Linked DNA regions of Homo sapiens: region 2 is linked to region 1. A link is a loop called in an ENCODE intact Hi-C map of the cell type or tissue named here. Cell type or tissue: OCI-LY7. All regions are shown on one strand. Links, peaks and the distances in the headings refer to the core of each region. The heading gives the core; the rest is flanking DNA.

The links. Peaks named below come from ENCODE experiments on the same cell type or tissue, not always from the same donor. Only the 100,000 strongest peaks of a DNase experiment are listed, where the experiment ranks them.
Region 2: a loop joins it to region 1, with 3 times the contacts of the local background. A loop is called at or near these places in 13 of 110 quality-filtered maps.

What each region holds. Positions count from the first base shown.
Region 1 is chr2:144,499,812-144,508,156 of GRCh38, forward strand. The region is part of intron 2 of ZEB2 (zinc finger E-box binding homeobox 2); the gene reads right to left. Among named protein-coding and RNA genes, the nearest start is that of ZEB2-AS1, 16 kb to the right of the region's middle. In OCI-LY7, for the core only: CTCF peaks have their summits at 4,460 and 4,672; no DNase peak of the experiment used is centred there.
Region 2 is chr2:144,158,724-144,167,068 of GRCh38, forward strand. The region is part of intron 4 of QTMAN (queuosine-tRNA mannosyltransferase); the gene reads right to left. Among named protein-coding and RNA genes, the nearest start is that of QTMAN, 170 kb to the right of the region's middle. In OCI-LY7, for the core only: CTCF peaks have their summits at 4,159 and 4,365; a DNase peak (open chromatin) is centred at 4,168.

The sequences.
Region 1 (8,345 bases), core at 146-8,145:
ACAATTTTGACCCGTGTAACAATTTTAGGCTTGCAATTTGTGTTGTTATATTTCTTAATCTAGGTCTAAAATATGTGCAGCATTACTTTTAGAAAGTAAAAAACTGATGGATTGTGCCATCTATGGCAGCATTTGTTCAGCATTTGGTACAAATGGGAGAAAAAAGATACAGAATGCATGGATTGATTTTCAAATTACCTCAATATTTTGAAAACATTTTCACCTGCATGCTGAGAATGCTAAGAATGGCAAGGAAGGCAATTGTGCATTTGCACAGCCTCCACTGCATTCATTTATAAATTACCTCATCACTGACTGAAATTAACACTGATTCTTACAGGCAATTTCTCAATTTCCAATGCTAATTACATTTTTTTTACTTTTAAATTCTGTACCACCTGTTTTGGGCAAGACATCTTAGGCAGCGCGACCGCATTTAATCACAATTTTAATTAACCGCCCTGTAGATGTGAAAAAGAAGCAATTATAATGTAGATGAATGATGATTTTTCTGCATTAAATTGTTTTGTTTCCCTGGTATGTTGATTGTAACACAGCACACAAATACAGTAACTGTACAATTTTTTTCTATTGTAATTTAGTAATTGTTTTTGGAAAACCAGTTTGGGAATGAGTGACTTCATCTGTTTACAAATTGATTGATACTGTTCACTCACTGATTGCTGCGGCGTATATTTTGGTATTGCACAGCCTAGCATAAAATATAATTAGAGATGCACAGGCTTTGCAGCACCATTTTGGAATCTGAAAATCAACTGTAACTGAAGTATGTTTTCCTTGAGCATACTAGTATCAGTTGGGGCTGATGAAATGATAATCAAAACAATGGGCTTTCCAATTCCACCACAGTAGAAACCCTTGGTTTCAATCTGATAGTCTAATATGGTAAGTTTATGAATTACTCTGTACTAGGCCTGGGAGCTGGGGGCTGGCAAGTCTGAAGCTTGCACAACTCACTCAGATCTGTATCACAAGGAGCATACAAGTGAGGTAAAGAAACAATGATGAAAAATAAAGAGTTGCTGCTTTGGAAATGGAAGGATTGCTCCCGACACCCAGGCACAATGCACTGGTGTGCTGTAGCGCTAGCCTATCTCATCTCTACACTATGATACAATAAGATCACATTCATGCTCCTGGCTTGCAGATACAGATCATTAAAGCTGTACCTCATTGCAGATAAATTCAAAGATCGTATTTATATGAAGCAGAGCCTGTTCCTCACTCAGCTAGAAATTGGATGGGGGGGTAGCGGGGGGAAAGAGCCATCATTACCTGTTTATGAAACCTTACGCTAACTGATAGCTAGAAGATCTACACTTAATATTCTCACATGAATTAGAGCCCTTCAGGAATACCCTAGCCTAATGTCACACCCACTCCCAATCTCAGGAACTTTCTCCATTAATACACTGCATTGGTATCGTAGGGCTTGTGTCTCCCTCCAATCATCCAATGAGTCATTCTGAAATGTGCTCACTTGAATGAGTCCTGGGCTAGGCCATTTCTGCCAGCCTGGAAAAAAGGGGAAAAGGCCATGTAAGCAATTGTGGATGTTCAAAGGAAACTATTTACGAGACCTCTTCATCTCCTGCTTTGCTTCTTTTTACACTCTATTCCTTAGAAGATCCTAAAGTAGAACAGTTCATTAAAAGGTGAGAAGTCATGTTGGTCCTAGCCATGGACTTGTTACAAAACATAACTAGAATTATGACTTCATTTAGAGTAATTTAAAGATAGAATGTTATAAGCTGACAGGACAAAGCAGTTAATACCAAGATAGGGGTTGGGGGTTGGGGAAGGAGGACTATTTGGATGAACTGCTGTTTGTCTCTTCCATAAACAGTTGCTAACAAAGTATTAATAGGAAACCCCAAACTGATGCCAAAATTCACTTTATATATTAAGTAAGAATCTGCCCTATTAATATATTAAAAGCTCTCTTCTTTTCCAGGTTGGAGATTACATGTCTAAATCTTGTTCACACCTATGGGATTGGACAAAATTTTCTCATGAAACTAAGAGAACAGGCCACAGAGTGTCTTGCAATCTATGCTGTTAGCAAGTGTCTTTCTCATGCCTGATGTTATACAAAAACTAGCAATAAAGGCTTATTCTTTCCTAGCCACCCCGACCTGTATCACTCTTTCTGGCTGTGGGAATTATTTGGCATAAGTGAACATGGAGAAAAACTACCACTGAAAAGAAATGGACAATTCATCTCAGTCACTGCTAAGAAAGCACGCTTAGGGCAGGTAGAAATGTGGATGTGTTTTACCCCGGAGATTCCATTTCAGATTCTTAGTGCAGTCTCACCGGTTATTAGCAGCAGCAATACTTTTAGGCTGCTGAGTATTTTTCTCTCCTTTGCCACCTTCCTCACCTAACTCGTAACAGCTCTCAAGAAAGATGCTGTTTTATGAATGGAGGTAAAAATAACCTTGAATATCTCAAATTATAGCCTCTTTACATAATGAAAAAGGAGTATTCTGGCAGCAGATTTTTTTTTTCATAAAGTTATTCCAGCAATAATGCTTGTTTGGAAGTTTCTAAAAGTGGTAACATCTGTGCTCCTGCTGGCAGATGCCATCCCACCAACCTTTCTATGGGCGGTTTGTCTTTGAGAGAAAATAAAGTACCTGATCCCAGGCCTTAGTCAGTCTTAGCTCCCTGTATCTTCTCACTCTGACCCACTGCGCGTTCCTTCAAGCAGAGAGCTGCCTCCCATGGCTACCTCCTCAATATAAACTTGCTAACTAATCTCTTAGCAAACACTTGAAGAAAACCTGAAGAGTGGAAAGAGAGGCAGAGGGGGAACAAAAACCCAGCGTAGATAAAGCTCAAGACACATTCAACGGGACGCTGGAATCTAAATTTAGTACCAAACTTAAGATTTCTTTAGATAGGCGAGCTGTTGCCTCTGGAACAGGGATTTTCATAACAATTATTTTGTTTTTAAGTCTCAATCTTAATTCTTCTGCTATCTCTTAAATAGGGCTCACTTTAACATAAACTCCCTTGATTTTTTTTTTTCTCTCAGTGGTGATGTGCCTACCCTTATAGGTATTCTTATAGGCTTTCTTTTATTACTGAATATCTCTTTAATAATTTGTCATTTTAAAAAGTCTACTCTGACTGCACTGAGTACACACAAGGTAACTCTTCCTTAGGAATTTATGTGACAATCCAGTGTTGGAAATAAATAATGACTTTCAACCAATGATCAAAGAAAAATAAATCTTTTATCCTAATAAGACTTTTAAAGACTGGAATCCCATTTTTAAATGGATAACAGCTAAGAGGCTACTGGCAATCTATTTATTTCCAAAGCTGTGTTTTAATGTTGGCTACACAGAAACTGGATGAGCAAATGGACCCTAGGGTCCTCAAAGTTAAAGCTTTTAAAATAAAGTTGGTATGTAGTATTTGAAAACATATTGTTCAGAATTTAAGTTTTAATATCTAGGAATAAACAGAGCATTAAATCAAGCAAAACTGTGACAAGGCCAATATGCACATGGATGATGCCAGCAAGGCATCTTCAGCCCTTTGTTCACAGCTTAACAAAACTGTGCCGTCACACCACTTTAGTTCAACAGTGCCTGTCGAATGGGCATCAGCAGATCAGCCAATGCCTGTCATACACAGAGCTAGAAAACGGTTTGAAAGCAAGGGCTTATTCGACCCCCAAGTCTAGTTGGAAAGTAAGGAGGATTTTAAATCATCTAGTAAAAACACCAGCCCCCTCCCACTCCAAAGTTAGAAGAGACGGGGAAGGATGACAATTTTTTTTTTTAAGACATCAAGGAGAAAAAATGTTCTCAGGCAAAGGAAACACTTTTCATATTTGTTTTCTTTGTAAAAGCAATTATACAAGTTTTGCAATCATAGAATTTTTCTTAAAGTGACCTTGTTGAGAGTAAAAGTTGAGTATCTTAGACATCTTAAGGTTTTGCCATGTTTTTTGACCTTTTAAACAACTTAATACGTGTTCTCATATTACCAGGATAGTAGGGCATTATTTGACAGAGAACTTGCAAACCCATGTCATTCAAAGGAGTATCTCTTCAAATATAATTTTTGCTACTTGTACTGGCTTTTTGTTAGCCAAAATGCATTAGCTTTTGAATGGACAGTCCCCTGAGCTCTAGTCTCTGTGAACATTTAATCTACTCAGAAGAGAACCCCCAAGAAAACAAACCTGGTAAAGAGAGGGATTGTTCACTTTCCTACAAGTTAACAATTAGAAAAAAAAAAAAAAACAACAAAAAAAACAAACCACCTTAATTTCCTCCTATAACACTGATCATGAGATTTGGCTTTCAAGCTTTAATAAGTGCTGGGGAGGTGCCTCAGAACTTTCCTTCCGTTTAATTAAGTGTGCCCACTCCTCTTTAGGCATCCAATCAGATTAAGTGAGAGCAAACCCCCGGAGCAAGGCTGGTGAGCCCTAGTGGTAAGAATTAGCTGAAGGTGTTCTGAATCTCAACCTTTCAAGCTCCTTCAGGATATGGTGCTGCTGAGATCAGTACAGGAGGAGCTGAGATTTCCCGCACACTAAAGTTGAAAAGCTCTCGCTCTCAACCTCCCCCCACCCCTCTGTCTTTCACTCTGCTGCTGTCAGTTTGCTGCCTGTACTTTGGCTGTCTCTTTTCCAGTCTCTACCCTGTGAGTTTCTGGCCTGCCAATTTCAACTTGAAGCTTGACTGGGCTGATTTGATGCAAATACCTCCAGGGAAAACCCTGAAACTGATGAACAGTTATGTCAAGTCGATTTTGCACCATCGGGAAAAGGTAACCTCTGCGAGAAAAAAAACAACAAGGTTAAAGAGACAAGGGCTTTTCACGTGTAATACCTCTGCTGCACATCTCGTTCACTGTTTACCATCCCTCAGAAATTGTAACTGTCAGAATTAGTCCTAATTGCAGATGCGAAAGCTGCCATTATAATAAAAACAGAGGCAGTGCAGGCATTAAATGTAGCAGCCTAATTTGTGAGACTACAGAAAAGGTAGAGTAAATGAATATTTCATTACTTTAATTACCAGGGACTACTCTTTTCTTGCTGTCTTATGATAAGTGTTGCTGTAACTAGCAACAGCAAACATCCACTAAAACATAAAGTGCAATAATCGTCCTGCTGTCAGGATCACCACTTTAAAATACGAGCAGGGAAAAAATATAATGGTTTATCTATTTCTTAGAGATTGCAGAAGTAGAAGATGGAAATTCATTTAATGTCAGGGGGAAAAAACGCACACACAAAGGCACCAGTAAACAGGTTTTAGTCAGAGAATAATGGCTCCAAGAGAGAGAAGAAAAAAAAAAAAAGACCAGTTGACTATACATTTGAAATGTTAGCCCTAAAAGAATGCTAGAAAGTGAAAAGTAAGAGGTAATAGTGTTTGGATTTTTTAAGGCAAAATTTTGTCTGTGTTGCACAATGTAATAGCTTGAACATTAGAAAATAAAAAGCGACTGGGGGAAAGACAAGGAAAGCAAGTGGTTTTCAAGTGATTAAGCAAAGGTGGAAAAAGTTCAAGTTGGCAAAAGTTTAGAAGCTCAGTCCAGTTCCATTTAAAAAGACTAGATAAAGCCTGCCAGAAAAAGGACTTTGCCTGCAGTTTCAGAGTACTGATTCATAAGATTTGGGGAGTATCAACAATTACTCACCACTGACACCTTAAAAAATCCTGGGCACCTCTATATAAATGTCAATTTCAGGTAAAGGGGCAAAGTGGAGTGGGAGGTGGCTGGATTGTAGGAGGTAGGAGGTGGGCTGGGAGTGGGGGGTGTGGTTGAGGAGGTTGCTGAGACTGGTTGAAGCCAGCCTGTCTCTGCATTTATCACTCTGTCCCAGAGGAGGTGTTTGTTCAACATAGCAGTTTGACAGCACAAAAACACTGTGGCCAGAAGCCCTATCAAAGAACCTACTGACACGTATCATTTGTGGTCTTGGTTTCACAGGGCAAGGCTACCTCACACTTATCTGCACAAGTATAAAACTCCACACATTTCTAAGTGTTCGGTATGGTTTTAAATCTCCCCCACCCTTTTTTATTCTGTATATTGTAAACACTAGTTTAAAATACCATCTTTATTCAGGACTCCAGAATGCTGTTTTAAAAACCATAATAATTTGCAATCAGTTTAGGATAATCTGTGTTAAGATTGGTAATACTGAAGGAAAATGGGAGAAAACAGTACAAAAGCAGAAAGCTAGTAATTTATCCTAAATAATACACTTAAAGCTTAGATTAATAGGTGTAAGTTTCGTAAGAATCATGTGGCATAGGGAACACATTTCCCCCCTACAATAAATCCTACTAAACAAGAATCTACATTAATTCTTCGCCTCTACTATTTTTGTTTAAGTGTATTTCATTCACAAGCTAGATGACTGTAGTGAAAGTTAAAGAGGAAAATTCTCAGAGTTTGGATCCTAGGGTGCATTTGTGTTTGTGTGCATGTGGGAATGTGTGCACATGGGCTGTATTTAGTTTTCAAATTCCCATCAGCAGAGCAAAGGTGATGGGAAATCTTTAGAGGACAACCATTTTGCTCAGAGATATTTCCCTCTTAATGGGTCTATTTATTATGAAAACACAGCTTACTGAGTTCCTTATATATAAACCTCACCTCTTAAAACTGAGAATTCTCATGATGTGAAACACTTCCATTGATGTGCATGGTGTCTAAAATAGAAACTTAGGTACTTCCAAGAATAGGCAATTGCAATTTCCTTGATTACAGTTACTTGGATATACAAGACAATAAATACTTTCTTAAACTAAGAAACATTGAAAGCAATATATTACATTTATAGATCACTTGGGCACTGAATTCCTTGAAATTTACTCATCCATTTGAGAGAAAGAAAAAAACCTCAGATTTTATATAGCACAATATTTTAATCTGTTCATCTATTACTGATTATTTCATATTTGGGAGGAGGGGGTGGCTATCATCTTGTCAGGAGTACCTTTCCTTGAGTTATTATAAAAAAATAAGAAACAGTATATAAAGAACAAAAATCACTATGTTGTCTATGGGCAACGTAACTATTAAAGAGAAATCCATTACAGTTTTTTTAATGTAGAATACATTTTAGGAAATCATTAATGACAGTTACCTATTCCCAGGAATGTGGTCATCTACCTCTCTCACCTGAGATTATTTTTAAATGTTCCCACCTTAGTTTATCCTGAAGATTTAAAAGTATACCTTCATATATTTGTGATATATAAAGGTGGCCAACTGACCAGTTCTGTGTTTACTGTTTGATTAAAAGAACATCTTCTTTTACACAGGATTTAAAATTTTAACTTCAAAAGATTCAACTGTAGAATTAGACCTCTTCTAGTTTATAGTAAAGTGTTGTGTGGGTTTAAGATGAAATCATACACAGCAAACAAGAAAAATTTACAACTTAAAAATGGATTAGATACAATAGAGTATGACATTTAATCCCACAGATTATAGGAAAAGTTATTTGGAGTCTTAATTTTATAGCAGCGTTAAAAAGAAAGAAAGAATGAAAGGTAACCTGAATATGCACACTAACAGCTCCGTATCGTCTTCTAGTTCTAACCACTACTTCAAATCTCAATCCCTGGACCCAGCTCAGTGATAGAACTAAATTTGTAAATAATCATGAATCATTATGATGATTACATTCCTCAATTGAAAAAATGAAAGCAAAGTACAATCAGACCCTTCTTGAAACGTTTGCTCCCCTTACACTCTTAATGTGTCTGTGCTGCCTGCTCTTCCAAAGTCTGGTTTTTAGAAACCCATATTAATTTCTAACCAAGGCTGCAGCAGCCACTGTAAACGTACATGGCTTTATCAGCTCTCATAGTTTCTTGGGTCACAAATGTACCATATCTGATGACACAGTGATCATCTTCCTTCTCCTTTCTCTTTTCAGATCCTCTAACTTTCCTGTCAGAAGCCTGAAAAAATATGCGCAGTTACTGTTGCTGAGGGGAGACAAAGTTTAACTTCTGGGTTGGCAATCGGAGAATAATTCATGAGCAGATTTCTAGCAAATGATATGATTTGCTAAATTTTGGTCTTTGATTTATATTTATGTACTCCTGCTACTGCTAAGGTTTTGCCAACCTCAATTAGATCATGAATGAGATCATTTTAATTCAGCCCCCAAACTGTGACCTGACCATGGTCTGAAAGTGTTCAAAAAGTAATTTTAAGCCTCCCTTTGATTTGAAAAGGAATACTGCATGCTTGGTCGTTCATACAAATAACATAAAACTTAATTATTGGATGATTTGGCAGAGGACCTTCTTGCCAAACAACAGTCA
Region 2 (8,345 bases), core at 257-8,256, 340 kb before region 1:
GTATGTGCAAAAAAAGTCAGAAAATCCAAAATTATGGTTCCCTCAGCAACTATAACTGTGTCCTCATGCATATAGAGGTATTGTGCATTACTGTAATGATGATACATTTCAGCCTTAATATCAGTTTATGCAATGTGACTGAATTAGGATTCTTCTGGGAACTATAACTTTGAATTTCTGGACTTTTTTGAATGTAAAATCTTAACCATAAAATTACATTAATATAGGGTGGGGTTTTTGCATTTTACTTTCTGGCATTTAAAATAACAATAAAGAGTGAATGGCTGACAACATTAAAGTAGCAAAAGATTGGTTGATTTGCAATAATACAAAAAGGATTTGATACAGAGCTTAATGCCTTAAAATAGGGATGCACAAACTGCAGATCATAAAAAATAATCCCTTTGAAGATTAATCAAGACAAGAACAGGTGAGACATCTTTCTAGGAGTAAGTAAATTTACTTGTTCTATAAAATTTTAGTTTCTGATTGGAAGATACTTTCATTTAACTATATTTTAACATGGATATAAATAAAAATGCCTGAAATAATTCTTTCAACACATATTCCTGCATGTTATCAAGAAAAAAAATAGTGTTAAAACGGTCCCCCATATTTTCAATAGTGTAAAGCTGGTTGGGAGCCACTTTTCCTTCTTGTACTTGCAACATGGTAGGACATAAACTGTAAGATGAAACTGCATTACCGTCACCAACCACTTTCTCATCATGGGGCCGAGGCTGATTCAAATATGGTTCACAAATGGAAAGAAACAGATACACAGTGATCAAGTTCAACTAAAGAAATAGTTAAGTGTATTTTATGCCGTTACTTAGGTATTATACAAGCATGGAATAGCTGAGATGAAGTAAAGAACAGTGAGATAGTGAGTTCAGAAGAGAAGAGCCATAATCACATGTGTTTGAGGAATATTACAAATACTTTCATGGAGGTGGCATTTTCAATAGGCCAGACTGGATCTGTAGTTTTTCAACAAAGAGAAGACATTCCAGACAGAGAGCTTACAGAAATAAAAGTGGTCAATACTCAATTTGAAAACAAAAAGGTTGGCTGAAGGGGTTGGCTCATGAAAAAGTTGTAATAAGAAAAGCTGCAAATGCAGATTAAGTATATATTGTAGAGGACCTTGAATGCAAGGCTTACAAGTGAGCCAATGTGTACACAGTGCGGGGATGCTGAAGTTTCAGGCTATATTTTTTTAGGAGTAGAGAAACAAAAGGCAAAAATAACAAAACAAAAACAAAAAAATAAAAATTCCATAACAGTACACGTAAAGACTAAAGAAAAAGGGACCAGTTATGAGATGATTAGAGCAATACAGACAAGTTGCAAAGAAAGTCTGAAGAAATGTAGTAACATTTCTCCTCTAAAGGAGGAGAAGGCACTAAAAATGTACCTTCAAGATTTTGAAATGTAATGACTATCGGAAAGATCATGCCATCATAAAAATATAAAATCAAGGACAGTGTCTCATGCAAGAAAAAAGAGTGACTGAACACTATTTAGTAAATCTTAAGTTTAAGGTGTCAGGGTCTGTACAAACAAGCATTTCCTACAAAAATGTTGAGATATGGTCCTAAAGTTACTGATTACAGCAATAAAAATAATATTATCCTTTATACTTATATAAGCTTGTACCTTTCACTGTCTTTTTATCCTTCTAGTGTTGGTAATTACATCAGTTGTACAAATAAGAAAACTGAGGCTCAGAAAGGATGACTTATCAAATCTCACATGAGTATTACATGGCAAAGTGAGACTGGAGACAGATTTTGGAACTTTTGGTATAGAAGTCACTTTGAAGTTGTAAGATTATCAAGAAAATGTGGAAAGAAAACATGGTAACTTATGCGCAGAACCAGAGGGAAAACTTAAGACTGTAACGCAGTGATCATTCAATACCTCAGTAGATGATCAAGATGCCTAACAAAGCATTACAGGGCCTGGCAGTCAACAGGTATTCAATGAATAGCTGTCACATCAACGGTTAGAGGGGAGACAGCACCAAATCGTGTCTTTCTATCTGTGATGGACAGAGGAAATAGCTCTCAGACTAATTTAAGGCAGCCACTTTCTCAAATGAATTCTTACACACAACTGGTACGTAAAATACACAAAAACACCTTTGAGTAAAGCAGGAATAGATGGTCTGGAAATTCACCTAACTCAACCTTTTTTCACTTCCTTTGACAACATGTCCTTTGTATATATTAATATATAGAAATCTCTGAGACAACTCCACGCAACCCAAGAAAATGCTGGAAATCCTCTATGTTAGTCAGTCATAAGAGTGATAATAATTTGGGACATCTGAGTATGGCACGAAAGAAAAGGTAACATGTGGTCTGAAGAGATCATACTGAAATCGAGTACCAGCCTGTCTACACTTGATGGTTAAACAGACACTCCATTGTCATGTTCTACTAGCTGGGATCCTTCATTACTTCTTTCTTGTATTTATTTATGACCAAAAGCTTCCTATGATTATGACTCATATCATCAGATCACTTGGACATCACAACTGTATACAATGGAAATGATATATTTAATCGAGTCAATTCCCTGTGGCTGTCTTGTTCCAGTACCCTGTTGCAGAACCTCCCCACCCACTTACATCTTGTAAGAAACTGGCCATGCCACATTATTCCACATAGAAGCCAGAGAGGAAAAGAACAGCATAATGTCAGAAGGTTAAAATTAAATGTGAATGCCCAAATTTCATATCTTACCAGAAAGAAGTTTTGTGATCTAATCATGTTACTGATAGGACCAGTTACATGTATGACTAGGGAGGAAAGGATATGAATGTCCCTACAGTTGAAAAAAACGAAAGAATGATTGAGTCCTTTCTAACAGTAGACTTGACAATGTTGTTCCATTTTAATATAAATTGTAAATGAAAAATCCAGTCCAAATGGAGAGTAAAAACAGTAATCATTATTTTAAAATCCAGCCCAAGTAAGTAGTAAAAAACAGTAATCACTATAAGATTTTATTATGGCAATACCTGTGTACAAATATGAAGAAATATGTAAAGAAAATCACAGGCTAATTCTTGGATAATTTATTCAAGGAGTAAGTTATGAAAATTCATCAATAAGTAGAATAAATGGGGTAAGGCAAAGAGAGCTTACCATAGATTCTATTTATGCAACTACAGTTTTAATTTAGTTTGCATTGATGGACTCTTATTTCATGTGTTACAGTGATGTTAAACCTAGACACAACATGCCTTGCATCTCAAGTTTTCATAGTACAAAGACATTTGGACGTGGCATAGACAGTTGCTCCTTTTGCTTCAAGTGATAAATGGTTCAGCTGTAAAAAGGATCTGAATAGACCTAACAAAAATCAGTGAGTGAATTTAGAAGAGTAACTACATGCATTAAAATTTTTATTTTGCTCTCCTGATTTTTACACGGTAATTTGCCTTCAGGAGAAACCATGCTGACACTGTCCTGGGTGTTTTCAGGCCTTTGCAAATGAGGCTGAGACCTGGTTCCAGGAACGAATATACTTCAAAGGAAACAGTACCACCTACAACACCTGTCATCAAAAAAGACAGTGGGCCAATCAAAAAACCTAGGTCAAAAGAGCATAACTTGGGCAAGATGCTGGTTAAATTCAATGAATAAAGCAGAAGAGTAAAGATTTCAAGGAGAAGTCTTGCTCAGAATTTAGGAAGTGACTCTGGAAAATCTTGTACAGATGTCAAGCTTGACTGGGATTATGCAGCGGACAGAACTGGCAGGAACTAAGGAAGAAGTATCAAAGCCCCAGAAGGTGCCTATAGAATAAAGCAGAATATATCAGGGGAAAAAAACAAAGAGAGAAAAATCTGGCCAAGTTAGCTAAAGGTGGCAGTTGAAAGGTGAGGAGAGATAAGGGAAAGAGCAGCAAAGTAAAGGCCTAGGGCTGATCTCATGGCAACTGGCAACAAGAGAGACCTAGGGGTGAATGTCAGCTGGAAGAACGTAGGAGCCCAAACAGCTGTGCGGACGAATTCCAGGTCTTGGATGGATAAAACTATAAGTCACATCAACGAGCAGGTGTGCATCTGAAGCTAAGGATGTGTCTATCAGCTGACTCAGGTAAGAATGGCTCAGGTACTGTGCAAGACTGAGTTTGCAGATAGGGGGCATCAGTGGACCTGACTGTGCCCAGCTAGGGAAAGCCAAAGGCACAGAAACAAAAAGAGGGTGAAGAGACAGCAGTAAATAGAATAACACAAAACTGTTTCTGAATTATAATATGTGTACTTGGTAGAGACTACAAAACAAACCCGGAATATGAAAATGTGGATTTATCCAAAAGACAAAATTTTATTGTATTTTTACCCAAAAAAGATCCCTAATAATATTAACAATAAATTTAAAACTTCCTAAAGTACAAAATTATAAATATACTATTATTAAAGCAATGTAAGACTAGATACATAGGAAAAGACCATAAGGAAGTAAAACAGGTTATTACAGATTCTGGGTTTATGAATTTTCATATTTTATCTCCAAAGTTCTATTATACAATTATATATTACTTTTAAAATTTAAAAAATAAAAAATATTAACAATAAAACTTGTAATAGTAAGCATGCCTATTACCTTTTGAATTATTTGATTTAAAGTAATTTCTACTTATAAAATATTCTTAGGTAAAGAGCAAGGTATGTACATAGGCTTTTACCTATTGAAGTCCTTATAAAATCTCCTAAAGTTAGTAATCCCTACATCTAATTTATCCATAACTATAAGGTACAGTTTAAACTAAGGAGATCATCTCAAGTTTTCTTTTTATAAAAATCCCTTTATTTGTAAATACATAAGGAATATATGCTAACATTGCCTTTTCACAGTAGTAGGAAAAGGTTAAATCAAAGGAATCATTGTGGTGTGCGTGCAATGCAAATTATATGGCAAACAGTGCCAGAGACTGGTTTTAAAGGGCAAAAAATCATGTCATCTCCATATTTGTTTAAAACCCCACAATGCATAGATACACTATTTAACAACTGCATTCATTAATGTTTAAACTAGAACTGTGGTTAAGGTCATGTACTCCAAAGGTGGGCCACCTGGGTGTACCATGGACTATGAAGGCAGACTACCCAGGTCTACCATGGATTCTAAGGGAAGACTGCCTGCTTTGCTAACTACTAGCTATGCGATTTAGGGAAAGTTTGTTTGTTTGTTTGTTTGTTTGAGACAGAGTATTGCTCTGTCACCAGGCTGGAGTGCAGTGACACAATCTGGGCTCACTGCACCTCCGCCTCCTGAGTTCAAGCGATTCTCCTGCCTCAGCCACCCAAGTAGCTGGGACCACAGGTGTGCGCCACTATGCCTGGCTAATTTTTGTATTTTTATTAGAGATGGGGGTTTCACCATATTGGCCAGGCTGGTCTCGAACTCATGACCTCAGGTGATCCAACCACCTCTGCCTCCCAAAGTGCTGGGATTACAGCTGTGAGCCACTGCACCTGGCCAAGTTTTGTTTTTTGCATTTTTTGTTTTTGGTCTTCTGTTTGTTTCTATTTCCTCATGTGATAAATGGGCCTATGAGAGTACTCCTCTTATAGGGTGGTGTGAGATGTGTAAGGTGCTTAGACCACTGCTTGGTACATTGTAGGCATGATGTAAGCATTTTGAGACTGTTTACCATTATTATTATTAAATTGTTTTGGCAATGAAATCCAAATTAAATGATGAATCAAATTTCAAAATGTTGCAATATCTGAGAATTGTTTTATTTGCCATTCTATAGTTTCTACTCTTACTATTCTTGTTTTCATCATACAAAATGTTACTTATCAAAATTATTAGAAAATTCTTCTACACATGAACAGTATGTGACTTAATTACTCCAGATCTTTACGCAATAACCATTTTCCAGAGCCACTGCACTTAAGTAATTCCTATACCTTAGAATCTACTGAAAGAACATTCTGTCAGTCTTTTTTCCAAACACAGTGCAGTGTGCAATGATCCAATTTGGTTAAATTTTGGGTTGTTGGCAATTGTAAGCTCATTTGGAAGTAATTTTTCTCCCTAGATCACTTGTGCTTGAGCTGAGAGAAGAAAAAATGAAATTATTATTATTGCCAAAATTATACAGACTGCCTTTGAAGTCCTGAACTGACTACAGTGTCCTGTATACACTAGTCACCCAATTCTAAGAATCCAAATAGATGATCTATCAATTCAGTGCAAATGATATTTTGATATGCTGCTTTGGTGCTACAATTAAATTTTTTGGAAAAACACATGATGTTTTAAAAAGACTTTGGTTGGGTTCATAGCTCACTTTGTTAAAGAAGGTTCCTGTTCAAAATTAAGCAAGTTAGGGAAGGCTGGCCAGGTGCGGTGGCTCACGACTGTAATCCCAGCACTTTGGTAGGCCGAGGCGGGTGGATCACGAGGTCAGGAGATTGAGACCATACTGGCCAACATGATGAAACACTATCTCTACTAAAAATACAAACATTAGCCAGGCATGGTAGCATATGCCTGTAGTCCCAGCTACTCAGGAGGCTGAGGCTGGAGAATCGCTTGAACCCAGGAGGCAGAGGTTGCACTGAACCAAGATCGCGCCACTGCACTCTCGCTCCGGGTGACAGAGTGAGACTCCGTCTCAAAAAAATAAATAAATAAATATAAATAAATAAATAAATAAATAGGCAAGGCTAAGCAGAGTTCATTTCAAATTTTGGTTCTTGGGTCAAGTTTTCTCAGTACATACTTGGCATATTCACTACCATTATGAACATAATTCTGACACTAAAGAGATGCTCACTCTTAGGCTTTCAGTATTATTTACATGCTCATGGCTCCTGTATCTGGATTTCAAACCTAGACTTCTCACCCAACCTTCAGACATTCCCTGTTGGAAACCTTCACTTGGATAGCCTACTGGCAGCTTAAATACAAAAGGCCTAAAACAGAATTCTTCATCTAATTCAATAAATATGCTCTTATGCTGAATTTATTGTTGTAGCTGCAGGCACAACCACTTACCAAACCAGAAACCTGAGAGTCATCTCCTTTGACTCACTCTCCCTGAATTTCCATTAAGAACCTATTAATGAATCCTGTGCACTTTACTTCCTAAATATTTCTCAAATATGTCCCTTCAACGTCATCCTTATTCATAAACTTTTACATAGTGAAGGCTGGACTGCTGCAAAAAACACCTAACTAATCTTATTTCAAAGTCTACCTTCCCAACAAGTTTATCCCACATCTAGCTACAGAATCATGCATCTAGAATGCAGATCTGGCCAGGTCACTCTCCTGCATAAAACCAAGTCCCTTAAGTATGTGAAATGTCAACCTGTGCTGGTCTCCACCCAGCTCTACAAGCTCATCTCCTGCCTCATCTATTTCACAATTGGAGCTTCAAGTATAATGAAATGACTATGACTATGATTCCAATATGGTATACACACCAGGTTGCCTTTTATCTCCATGCTACTGCTATCTAATTTGCATTGTATGCCACTATTCCATGCTCCCTTCCCTCAAATCAACCCAACCACAAACTTGTCTGCATCATTTAAGAATCGGTTGTCATTACCCCTGCAAGAAGGCTTTCCAGGTCCCTCCACTAACATCCAAGTTGGATTACATATTCTCTTGGGTGTCCCCATATCTTTGTACTTACCCTACTAGTATACATAAACACTTATTGTCCATTTTCAATTAATCGACAAAGGTATTGAAGGTAGAGCATTATCTTACTCACTCATCTTTGTAACCCCAATACCTGGCTCTTAACAATTAATATGTTGAGCAAATGAATGCATATACACACACATACACATATATATATGCAATCTTTGGCAACTTAACTTTGGTCACATTGTCATTTATCAAATCCCAAAATAAAAATGAATATAAATTCATACCAGTAAAATATACCCCACATTATTGTGATAGTATTTGCTTGACAGAATAGAAAACCTAAGAATTTTCCATTATTTCCTGTTCTATTTATTCATGTTAAAGTCAAACTGTTGATTTTGTCTTCTATTTCAATAATGACTCTAACATTCTTCAGACTCCACAAATGAGTTCCTAGTTCCCACATATCTGAACCAAATCCCCTGTTATTCTCTTCACTCTATAACCTATGCTTCAGCCACACCAGACTCTCACCAATGCCCCAAGCACATGTGACTGTGCCTCTTCCTCTGCATGAAATACCACTCCATCCTATTCTCTGGGGAAACTCATAGTACCAAAAAACTTCAGGCCTCCTGCCCTGGGTACCATGAGTCATTTTTTCAAGTTTCTACTTTCATGAATCTTTGTACATTATCTCTGCTTAGCATT